Linked DNA regions of Homo sapiens: region 2 is linked to region 1. The links are chromatin contacts, found by Hi-C or POLR2A ChIA-PET in ENCODE. All regions are on one chromosome and are shown on one strand. The core of a region is the stretch at or near the end of the contact, and the rest is flanking DNA. Distances in the headings are between cores, read along the strand shown. Region 1 overlaps NHSL1 (NHS like 1). Region 2 has its middle 37 kb from the start of NHSL1-AS1.

Region 1 (5,422 bases), core at 819-3,318:
GCAGCTGCAGTTTGGACCAAACGTCCAACAAAGAGGATGCTGGGTCGCTGTATTCTGAGGACCACGATGGCTACTGTGCATCTGTGCACACTGACTCTGGACATGGATCTGGGAATCTGTGCAATAGCAGTGATGGCTTTGGGAACCCCAGGCACAGCGTGATCAATGTTTTTGTTGGAAGAGCTCAGAAAAACCAAGGGGACCGGTCCAATTACCAGGATAAATCCCTATCAAGAAACATCTCTTTGAAGAAAGCAAAGAAGCCTCCCCTGCCACCCTCCCGGACAGACTCCCTCCGCAGGATTCCCAAGAAGAGCAGCCAGTGCAACGGGCAGGTGCTCAACGAGAGCCTGATCGCCACACTCCAGCACTCGCTGCAGCTGAGCCTCCCAGGCAAGAGTGGCAGCTCGCCCTCCCAGAGCCCCTGCAGTGACTTGGAAGAGCCCTGGCTGCCCCGCTCCCGGAGCCAGAGCACAGTTAGTGCTGGCAGCAGCATGACTTCCGCCACCACCCCCAATGTCTACTCCCTGTGCGGGGCCACGCCATCGCAGAGTGACACAAGCAGCGTCAAGTCAGAGTACACGGACCCCTGGGGTTATTACATTGACTACACGGGCATGCAGGAAGATCCGGGGAACCCGGCAGGGGGCTGTTCAACCAGCAGTGGGGTGCCCACTGGGAACGGGCCAGTCCGCCATGTCCAAGAAGGGTCCAGAGCCACAATGCCCCAAGTGCCCGGTGGTTCAGTCAAACCAAAGATCATGTCACCAGAGAAGTCACACAGAGTCATTTCTCCATCCAGTGGGTATTCCAGCCAGTCGAATACACCCACAGCACTCACCCCTGTGCCTGTGTTTTTAAAATCAGTGTCACCAGCAAACGGGAAGGGGAAGCCCAAGCCCAAGGTACCAGAAAGGAAGTCCTCTCTGATATCTTCAGTATCCATTTCCTCATCGTCCACTTCTCTTTCTTCTAGTACTTCTACTGAAGGAAGTGGCACTATGAAGAAGCTGGATCCAGCCGTGGGCTCTCCCCCGGCTCCTCCTCCTCCTCCTGTTCCCTCTCCTCCATTCCCTTGTCCTGCAGACAGGTCTCCTTTCCTTCCTCCCCCACCTCCTGTCACAGATTGCTCCCAGGGCTCTCCTCTGCCTCACTCTCCTGTGTTCCCCCCTCCGCCGCCAGAAGCTCTCATTCCTTTCTGCTCCCCACCTGATTGGTGCCTTTCTCCTCCCCGCCCTGCACTGAGCCCCATTCTTCCAGATTCACCTGTGTCCTTGCCATTGCCCCCACCTCTCTTACCTTCCTCGGAACCCCCACCTGCCCCACCTCTTGACCCCAAATTCATGAAAGACACCAGGCCGCCTTTCACAAATTCTGGCCAGCCAGAATCCTCCCGGGGATCCTTGAGGCCGCCTTCTACCAAGGAGGAGACCAGCAGGCCCCCCATGCCCCTGATAACCACGGAAGCATTGCAGATGGTGCAGTTGAGGCCCGTGAGAAAGAACTCAGGCGCTGAGGCGGCACAGTTGTCTGAACGAACAGCTCAGGAACAACGAACTCCAGTTGCTCCACAGTACCACTTAAAGCCATCTGCTTTCCTGAAATCCCGAAATAGCACAAATGAAATGGAGAGTGAAAGCCAGCCTGCCTCTGTGACAAGCTCGCTTCCGACGCCTGCCAAGAGCTCGAGTCAGGGTGACCATGGCAGTGCGGCTGAGCGTGGTGGCCCTGTGAGCCGCAGCCCTGGAGCTCCAAGCGCTGGGGAGGCAGAGGCTCGGCCCAGCCCCAGCACCACCCCACTCCCAGACTCTTCACCCAGCAGGAAGCCACCCCCCATTTCCAAGAAGCCCAAACTGTTCCTGGTGGTACCACCTCCGCAGAAAGATTTTGCAGTGGAGCCCGCAGAGAACGTGAGCGAAGCCCTCCGAGCTGTGCCCAGCCCCACGACGGGAGAGGAGGGCTCTGTGCACAGCAGGGAGGCAAAAGAGAGTTCTGCAGCCCAAGCTGGCTCTCATGCCACGCACCCTGGCACCTCGGTTCTTGAGGGAGGAGCTGCAGGATCCATGTCTCCCAGCAGAGTGGAAGCCAATGTCCCCATGGTTCAGCCTGATGTCTCACCAGCCCCCAAGCAGGAGGAGCCAGCCGAGAACAGTGCGGATACTGGGGGCGATGGGGAGAGCTGCCTATCTCAACAGGACGGAGCAGGTGAGTCTGGCTTCCTGGCTTCTCTCTCCTGTGCCCTCTGCCCATATGCAGCTGAACCAGATAGGGTTGTTGAATGCTCACACGTGGAAAGAACCCAGGTAGATCAGATTCCTGTTAAAGCTAGCAGTATGTAGGCTTCCTGTGTTAAAACACAGATTAAGTTACCAACTTTGCATTTTGTTATTATTTTTAAAATCTAGACCTAAAGGCATGGCAGAAAATAGGGGGATGGAGATGATCTGCAGCAGGCTGGGTATTAAATAGCAATGGGTAACACCTCCCTTCCGAAGAGCCGCGCAAAGAAACGTTGCAACAAAATTTAAGAGAGATGCCATGGGCGTTCCATACTTTAACAAAGAATGAGCTCTGGCTCTCAGGCTAGTGTCATTTCCTCCCTTCTTTGTAAACTATCAAACTACAGACCCACGGCATCTCCCTGTGGTTCTCACATTGTCGGGAATGGCAGGGAAGCAGCATATTTAGAAGCTTGGCTGAGGACTGAAATTCCAGTCACTTGTGCGTCTTGTATGCCTGCCTGCTCTTCTGTAGCTGGGGTGCCGGAGACCAACGCAGCCGGTTCATCCTCAGAGGCCTGTGACTTCCTCAAGGAAGACGGGAATGATGAGGTAATGACCCCCAGTCGACCCAGGACCACAGAAGACCTTTTTGCAGCTATTCACAGGTATTTCAAACTCCTTCCTCTGACTTTAATCTACTGTGTAATTCCTTCTTTCCAAGCAGCACCTCAATTTACTTTTCTTCCTTGAGGTTTCTTCTGTCACCCAATCATAACTCCTTAACTTTACTGTTGATTTTTTAGTGGGTTTCTACAGTTTTATTTCCTCTGGCTCCAATTTCTGTTTTACTTTGTCTCACTGATTTTTATGACATTGGGGACAGTGGCTCAATGTGATACGTTCTGGTAGGCGCTGCTCTTCCTGGCAAGGAGCGCAGTGTGGCAGTCATAAGACAGAGTATATTAGCAAGAGTCGGATTAAAGTGACTGACAGTGCAGTCAGGAGGAGGAATGCTATGTTCTGTGGACTTAGGATGCACAGACTAGCTCCATGGGACTCTCTTCCTAAAGATGTTTTAGTTTATTCTAATTTTTTTCATTTTACAGAAAAACCACAGTTATACAGAGCAATTTCTTTGGCTGCTTAAGTGTTTCTATAAAAGAGTACGGCCCTTTAAGCGGGAGCAAAAGAATGACTTATGCTTGTTAATATACCACTAGTGCCATCTACTGGCATCAGAAATCGTTGGGTTTAAAAACAAACAAAAAGGGTAAAATTTTCAAAGTAATGGCCTGAACTGTTACACTTTTTATATGTGGTCACCTTTAAGAGTAAATATGATTTAGCACTGAAGTTTTACTTACTGCATCACTTTTCTGATTGGAAACAGCTGACTACTCCCACACAGTGTCATCGTAAAAGCTGATGACTGTATATGTGCAACTACGTTAAGCCGTAATGCTGTATAAACCTTTTGCTTCCTTCTAGACTTCTCTACCACGGTATTTCCAGGTAACTCTAATGAATGTCCTTATGCTGCCAAGGCCTTATTTTGCCCTGAATGAAGATCCTTTCTTTTTTTTTAACCTCCTGAAACAAAGCATCCTGTAGAATCATTTGATTCTGTGTGTGAATGATCTTATGTCAGCACTGCTTTCCCAATTCTTGGACTCTCCCTGAAAAGACTATTGCATAAGATGAAAAACATAGTGCTGTACCTACCTGAAACTCTTCATGCAACACATTAACATCTAACTTGGTGTGGGGGGAACGAAGCCGGTGAATTAATGTTCTTGTCAAGAATTACGCTCTTTACGTCGCTCCTCTAGTGTTGGTATAATAGATCCTAAAGACTGCCCCTTTTAACATGGACTGGTTTCTTCAGTCTCATTAGAAGTGAAAAGGTAGCTGGTTGTCCAATTATTTCTCAAAACAGAGAAATGATAAATGATGCATCCTTTGAAACTTCAGTGGCAATTCTAGAAGTTCCCATAGATGTTTCTAACTCTTAACCACGCTAGACACATAAGAAGCACTCAATAAATATTTCCTGAATTAAATGAAACCAACTGGTATTTAACCATTAGAAGATTCTTCCAAGACTCAGAGTATTTCATTTAGTATGGAATGCACTGGGTTGCTAAATATACAGGCATATCTGTCTATTTATAATAGCCATCCACAGAGAAGATTTGCGTAGCCTGGTTGTTCTGTGTACTCGATACTTGGTTCCAGTGAGGAAACCCAACTGTTGTGGGTCCAAATTACTGCATATTTTTTCCCAAAAATATGCCAAAGGCCTCTTCTATATTTTGGCAACCTTCTTAAGGCATCGAAAAATGTGTTGTTTCTCTTACTAGGACGTTACATCGACTGCAGATGTAGAAATCGGTCAGTTGGTGTTACTCAGTGCACGTATGAGAGAAGTCAAAGCCAAATAGGCCTTAGGAATGGATTGCAGAGAGAGAGTGAGGACATATGCTAATTTCTGTTGTAGCGTTGAGAATAAATTAGCAGACATAGTAAAAATCCATCTACTGTCTGTGCTTTTTTAGGGCTTTATTTTTATGTCCTTCAGCGCTTAAGCTCATAATTTAAAATAAAGAATATCTAAGTTGAAACACAGCTTCCAAATTTTATAATGCAAATTAATTCGCTTCAGATTTAAAGCCAGATGGAAAATGTAGAACACCAGTTGAGGTGTGAAGTTTTTATATTTATTGAAGTAATTAGTTTTAAAATCAGTGTTAACTGTTTAAGCACTTTTTATAGCTCTCTTCATTAAAAATACATATTCGTGTGTGTGTGTTGTGTATGTATATGCAAAGAATTTGTACATTTAGATTTAATTATTTTAGTGGGCACCTGCTCTTGAGAGATGACAGTGCTTTCATAAAATCCCATCTTTCTTCCTTTTTTTTTTTTTCTTTTTGATACAGAGTCTCACTCACTCTGTCACCCAGGCTGGAGTGCAGTGGCGCGATCTTGGATCACTGCAACCTCTGCCTCCCAGATTCGAATGATTCTCCTGCCTCAGCATCCCAAGTAGCTGGGATTATAGGCGTGTGCCACCATGCCCGGCTAATTTTCGTATTTGTAGTACAGACATGGTTTCACCATGTTGCTCAGGCTGGTCACCCCATCTTCTTTCTTAATTCTATGTCTACAATTAAAGGTCATAGTTTTACTCAAGTTTAGTT
Region 2 (5,422 bases), core at 1,664-4,163, 220 kb before region 1:
ATCTCGGCTCACTGCAAGCTCTGCCTCCCGGGTTCACACCATTCTCCTGCCTCTGCCTCCCGAGTAGCTGGGACCACAGGCGCCCGCCACCAAGCCCGGCTAATTTTTTTGGTATTTTTAGTAGAGACGGGGTTTCACCGTGTTAGCCAGGATGGTCTCGATCTCCTGACCTCGTGATCCGCCTGCCTCGGCCTCCCAAAGTGCTGGGATTACAGGCATGAGCCACCGCGCCCAGCCTAGACTCTTTTTTCTTACCTATATTTAGTTCATTTTTCAAATAGTTCAGGGATATTGTAGAAGCACCCAACTTCCAGACAGAAATTGAAGAAATGTTTCATACAGACAAGGTGAATCAGCCCTAGTGTTGCTTCCCTCTCTTTACTATGTTAACAAGTGTAATAAAAGGTAAATCTATGAGAAATGAAATATAAATGTTTTCATGTTTGATCATTCTTACTATTTAAAAGAAAAAGCATTGGCTTTAGGGCTGACAGCCTGCCAGGATCTGTGGATCTTCCAAAATAGGAGGAGCCAGGTCCTGAATGACATTGTTGAGCAGCTGCACTAATCCTGGATGGATGGACTGACTGCAGACTGGACGTTCTGTTACATGAGGAAAAAAAATGTCTGTTTACCCCAATGCAGGGGTTTTTTTTTTGTTGCAGGTGAAAGCATTCCTAATGATACGTTATCTATGGGGAAAAATTAGCACCACACTTTTCATTGATCTTGTTACTGAGACTTGAAGGGCATCTAGAATATTATGGGGAAATGGAAGCTCTGATCTAGATAATAAATCCACATATGAATGAGAAGGGAGAAACCAAAGTTGCGTATGTGTAATGAGGTGATAGACACAGGCACACTGAGGATTTGCATCTGCAGTTGACCCCTAAATAAAATTGACATTCCATCTCCAGGCTTGGATATACTTAGGCTTCCCTTTTTTGGCAGCTTCTTTTGAAGCTGAACGCTTTTTTGGATCACATCAATAGCACATCCTAATTAGCCAGCTAGGAAAACATTATTAAGAAACCCGAGGCAGGTTCTCAGCACCACAAATTATCCTACGAGGACAACCACAAAGAAAACTTATGTTTCCTTACACACCATGTTTTAATTACTCATTTCCATGTTTATCAGCTGCAGTAATCCAATCTCATTTATAGAAGATTTAAACCTGATGTATTATCGCTTGAATCTGTCTTCACTATCCTCCACCCTGTAAAATACACATGCACATTTCAGCTCACAGGTGCTGATCTTCTGCAGTTTGAACTGGATTTCCATGCTGACTGTACTCATGCATAATTGGGCAAATCACACAAATGCATTGCTCTGAGAGGGCCGCATGATTTACAGCCAAAACAACATCTTAGGAAGTTTCCCATACCGAGGCACCTGAAAAATCAACACAGATTTTGTTCTGTTGAAAAACCAGATTTTATAAAATTGGAGTTAATGCATTTTTAATTCTTATTTTATTGAGCTTTTCTGTAATTTTGTAAAAGAAACTCGTAAGTTTTCAGAAAAGTTTTATAAGCAAATTATCAGAGGTCTTGGGTGACATTAGAAACACAGTGCCAAAGATTCATGTTTGTAAAGATACCAGAAGAAGTCATTCCTTTCATCGAGGACCGGTGCTTAAGCATTTTAGATCCACAGTTTGTGTCTTTGTCACATGGGTTTCTCCTCAGAGTCACGAGTTGCCTGCGGCATGTCCAGGACCCATTGAAGGCAGAAAGAAGAGGAAAGAGGGAGGGCTTTCTCTGACTGAGGTTTTTTGGGGGAGGTAAGCTCTTTCTGGTGACTTCTGCTTTCATCACATCGGAACTGTGTATGTCAACTTCCAGCTGCCTTGGTGGGGGTCTTGTGTTTTTATCAGGGCACACGGCTGCCCTAGAGAGTAATTGGTGTTGTATTAATACAAAAAGAGAGGGCAATGGGTACTGGATTGGCACAACAGTATATGCCATGTTATGCTTTTATTATTTTGTTGATTTTATTTGGATATAATCCTTTTGAAATAATTGCTCCCATCAAAGTGGTAGTACTTCATGTGGCTTTGCTGAAATTTTTTTTTAGTTTCAAAGTTATGAAAATAAACTTAATACTCATTGTATTAGCAAGTAAAGGACAATTGTAATTTTGTTTTCAACTATTGCTGTTGAATGTGATCCATTTTTCTCTGACTCATCTTAGTGTTGTAAACTAGTTAAAAGTCATGCCAAGTTAGGTGTCTATTTCACGGATTTTTAAAACATCATTCCACAGCTTCTTATGAAGCAGCTACTTTTCTAGGGAGAATGGACAGCAAGAGATCAGTGGATGGGAATGATAAGAAATATCCTCTGACCTCAAAGAGCTTCTAATCTGCTGGGTCAAGCGGGAGAGCGGTTGGTAACTATAGTGAAAGGAAGCATGAAACACAAGCTGGATATGGAGGTTAAAGGAAACATTTCTACAAGTCCTGCGGGAAGAGGGTGACAGGACATAAAACAGAGGTAGTGTTATTGTTTAATTTCCATATTTTTAATTGTATTTTTATGAAACTCAATTAGTGTATTACAGAACTTGTCACTTTAGTGAGGAAGGAAAAGGGACTTTATGAGTCAAGGATGTCATTAGAACATGTTAATTCCTCTTAGTTTCTTTCCCTCCTTGTTTTAGAGCTCTGCCAACTCCCAGTGCTTCAAATAGCCACTTTCAGTGGGTGAATATGTTATGGATTTTAGTTTCCCCAAATAAAATATTGTAACCTAATCAAATTATCCACCAGTATGGAAATAAATTCTTAAAAATCAAAGCTTATAGAGCAGACACTGTCAACCTCTTTTCACACATCCTCTGACTCATATCATTCATGTGCACACCCCTTAGAGCGTGGGTGGTTTCTTTTCACATAATTAGAATCATACTGTATGTATTGTTCTGCAACTGGCTTTTCCCCACCTCGTAACAGCTTTTAAAAATTCTTTTCTCCTCAGTATACATGGAATAGTGTTTTTTTTGTTTTGTTTTGTTTTGTTTTTCAGTCAAGGCTGGTACCACCCTTACCTGGGGATTTAAAAAACAAAATATGTGGGAGCATTTTATGGAGGAATCGTTGGCCCAGAATACTAATAGCATCTCATTGAGAAACAATGATATGTGTACTGAAAAGAAATTGAATTTGTCACATAAAAAAAAAGAATGATATGGAAATACCTGCTGTTCTTAGTATTTCTTTAAAAAAATTAAAATAATTTAAAAAATATGATTGTACCTTAAGTATTTTCTTATCAATGGCCAGTGTCTTTACACATCTATTGGTTTGCATGTACAAGAACATAGCACAAACTAGAAGAATTGCTGGGTCAAAGGATATGCATGTTCAAAATTTAATGATGCTCTCGAATCACTCTCCAAAAAGGCTGTACAAAATTGCAGTCCTAATAACAGCATACACATTTTCCCACATCCTTTTCAACACTTGATAGTATCAGTTAATTTTTTTTGCAAGCATATTAAGAAAAAATAAAGTCTTGTTTAAATTTCCATTTTCCTGTCCAAAAAAAGTCTGCAACAGAGTACTTTCAGTTTAATGATAAATGACTAATTTACTCTTAGATATGCAGTTAGTGCTCGTCTGCTCTGGATTCTCTGCTGCCTATTTCATGTTTCAAAAACAGACTCATTTACAAATCAGTCACCTCTTTGGAGTGTCTTTTTAGTCCCATCTGCACAGGGTGTCACACTGATCCTCATTGGCAGGAGTAAATTTTATGAAGAACTATGAATTGGTATTTGCATAGAGGGAGCTGTATTTTCCAAACTGTGGTTGCTACTGCATCACTGGGTTGGTGAAATCAAATTAGGGACAATGAGCAATGTAAACAAAGAAATAGAATATAAAATATTGGAGCGTATCATACAGTAAGGGTAAGACATGTTTCGTGAAACATTTCATATGTATTTGTGTTTTGAATATGGGTTTCTGTGTACATATATATGCATATATCATATGTATACTGCGTGGTGATGTGAAATATCTCTGAGCTATGGAATGCTGGTATGGAGAATCTCAGCTTTAAACATTTATTCAAGGCACAGTTTATTTCTGCCCTGCCTGAGGCAACAGTTTCATACTTGATTGTGGCATTTCACAAAATAAGTTGCCAATCATAACAATACTTTGTGAAAGGTTAAAGACTAAGGCTTTTTTTTTTGAGACGGAGTCTTGCTCTGTTGCCAGGCTGGAGTGTGGTGGTGCGATCTTGGCATCTCAGCTCACTGCAATCTCCGCCTCCTGGGTTCAAGTGATTCTCCTGCCTCAGCCTCCCGCATATCTGGGATTACAGGCACATGCCACTACGCCTGGCTAGTTTTTGTATTTTTAGTAGAGACGGGGTTTCACCTTGTTGGCCAGGATGGTCTTGATCCCTTGACCTCGTGATCCACCCTCCTCGGCCTCCCAAAGTGCTGAGATTACAGGCTTGAGCCACCGTGCCTGGCCAAGACTAAGGCTTTTTAAGAGGAACTTAAATGCTTAGAAATACATGTCACCTAGTTAGACCTGGAAATATAATAGGTGTGGAAAGTCAAATTGTCTTGAGTGCAGAATGAAGAAATGAAGTTTTACACCCTACTAAATTTAATTTCACTGAGCAATTTAATTTTTCCTTGCTCCAGTGCAGTTACTGAACTTGACTCTGTGGTAGCTGTTTAGCTCTGCAGGCAAGAGAATGCAGAGGAAATCCTTGAATTTCAACAGCCTCTCCCTGTGAGTGGGCACAAGTGCAACTGATTATCCAAAAGTAGTTGCTTAAACTAATTTAGACTATTTAGCTAACCTCAATCCCAGTGCCGATCTTATGTTGCTTAGAAAATTACCTGTTGGTGATTATAATAAATGGAGGTAATTAAAATTTTAAAAAGTGATGGAACATTCTGCATGTGGGTGTATTTAATTATCTGGCAGGTGTTCATATTTCTACAGTGTGAAACTTGTGCATAAACAATAGCCTTTCTGTTAGAAATTCTGTTCACACTTTTGTGTTTCTCCCCTTTTAGAGGTAGGTATTTTCAATTGCTTGGAGAATAACAGTGATGATCTAACTAATTTGTTTTGCAGTGTGTGTTTCCTAAGTGGTTATATATTTTTTTGCTTGTTTTACTTCAACTGATTCTAACTTTTCTTACTTGAATTACTCTTATTCAGTAATTGCATCTTCATAAAAAATGATATGAATGGAAACATGATTTTCTAGATTTTAAAGTAATTTTAGAAAAATTGGGCTTTTAAAGTTCTGTGATATAGCCATACCTTAATTTTTTTTTTTTTTTTTTGAGATAGAGTTTCACTCTTGTTGCCCAGGCTGGAGTGTAATGGCGCGATCTCAGCTCACCGCAACCTCTGCCTCCGGGTTCAAGTGATTCTCCT

The links. A loop is a pair of places that touch in the nucleus more often than their neighbours do. ChIA-PET counts read pairs that join two places held with the same protein, here RNA polymerase II (POLR2A). Pooled maps may share reads with other maps.
Region 2: a loop to region 1 is called in a pooled map, with 2.5 times the contacts of the local background. The contact joins two enhancer-like sites. A Hi-C loop is called at or near these places in 1 of 50 pooled maps. POLR2A ChIA-PET finds 5 or more read pairs at or near these places in 2 of 52 experiments (Caco-2 and GM12878).

What each region holds. Positions count from the first base shown.
Region 1 is chr6:138,427,176-138,432,597 of GRCh38, reverse strand. It overlaps NHSL1 (NHS like 1), which reads left to right. Exons shown (of 8, transcript NM_001144060.2): 6 at 1-2,205; 7 at 2,755-2,887. Among named protein-coding and RNA genes, the nearest start is that of MIR3145, 5.4 kb to the left of the region's middle. RefSeq lists enhancers at 1,413-1,912, 1,913-2,414. Within about 2 kb of position 2,068, at least 5 of the 41 ENCODE cell types and tissues checked have a DNase peak (open chromatin) inside an H3K27ac peak, as active enhancers do.
Region 2 is chr6:138,652,347-138,657,768 of GRCh38, reverse strand. It overlaps a transcript of NHSL1 not described here. Among named protein-coding and RNA genes, the nearest start is that of NHSL1-AS1, 37 kb to the left of the region's middle. Within about 2 kb of position 2,913, at least 3 of the 41 ENCODE cell types and tissues checked have a DNase peak (open chromatin) inside an H3K27ac peak, as active enhancers do.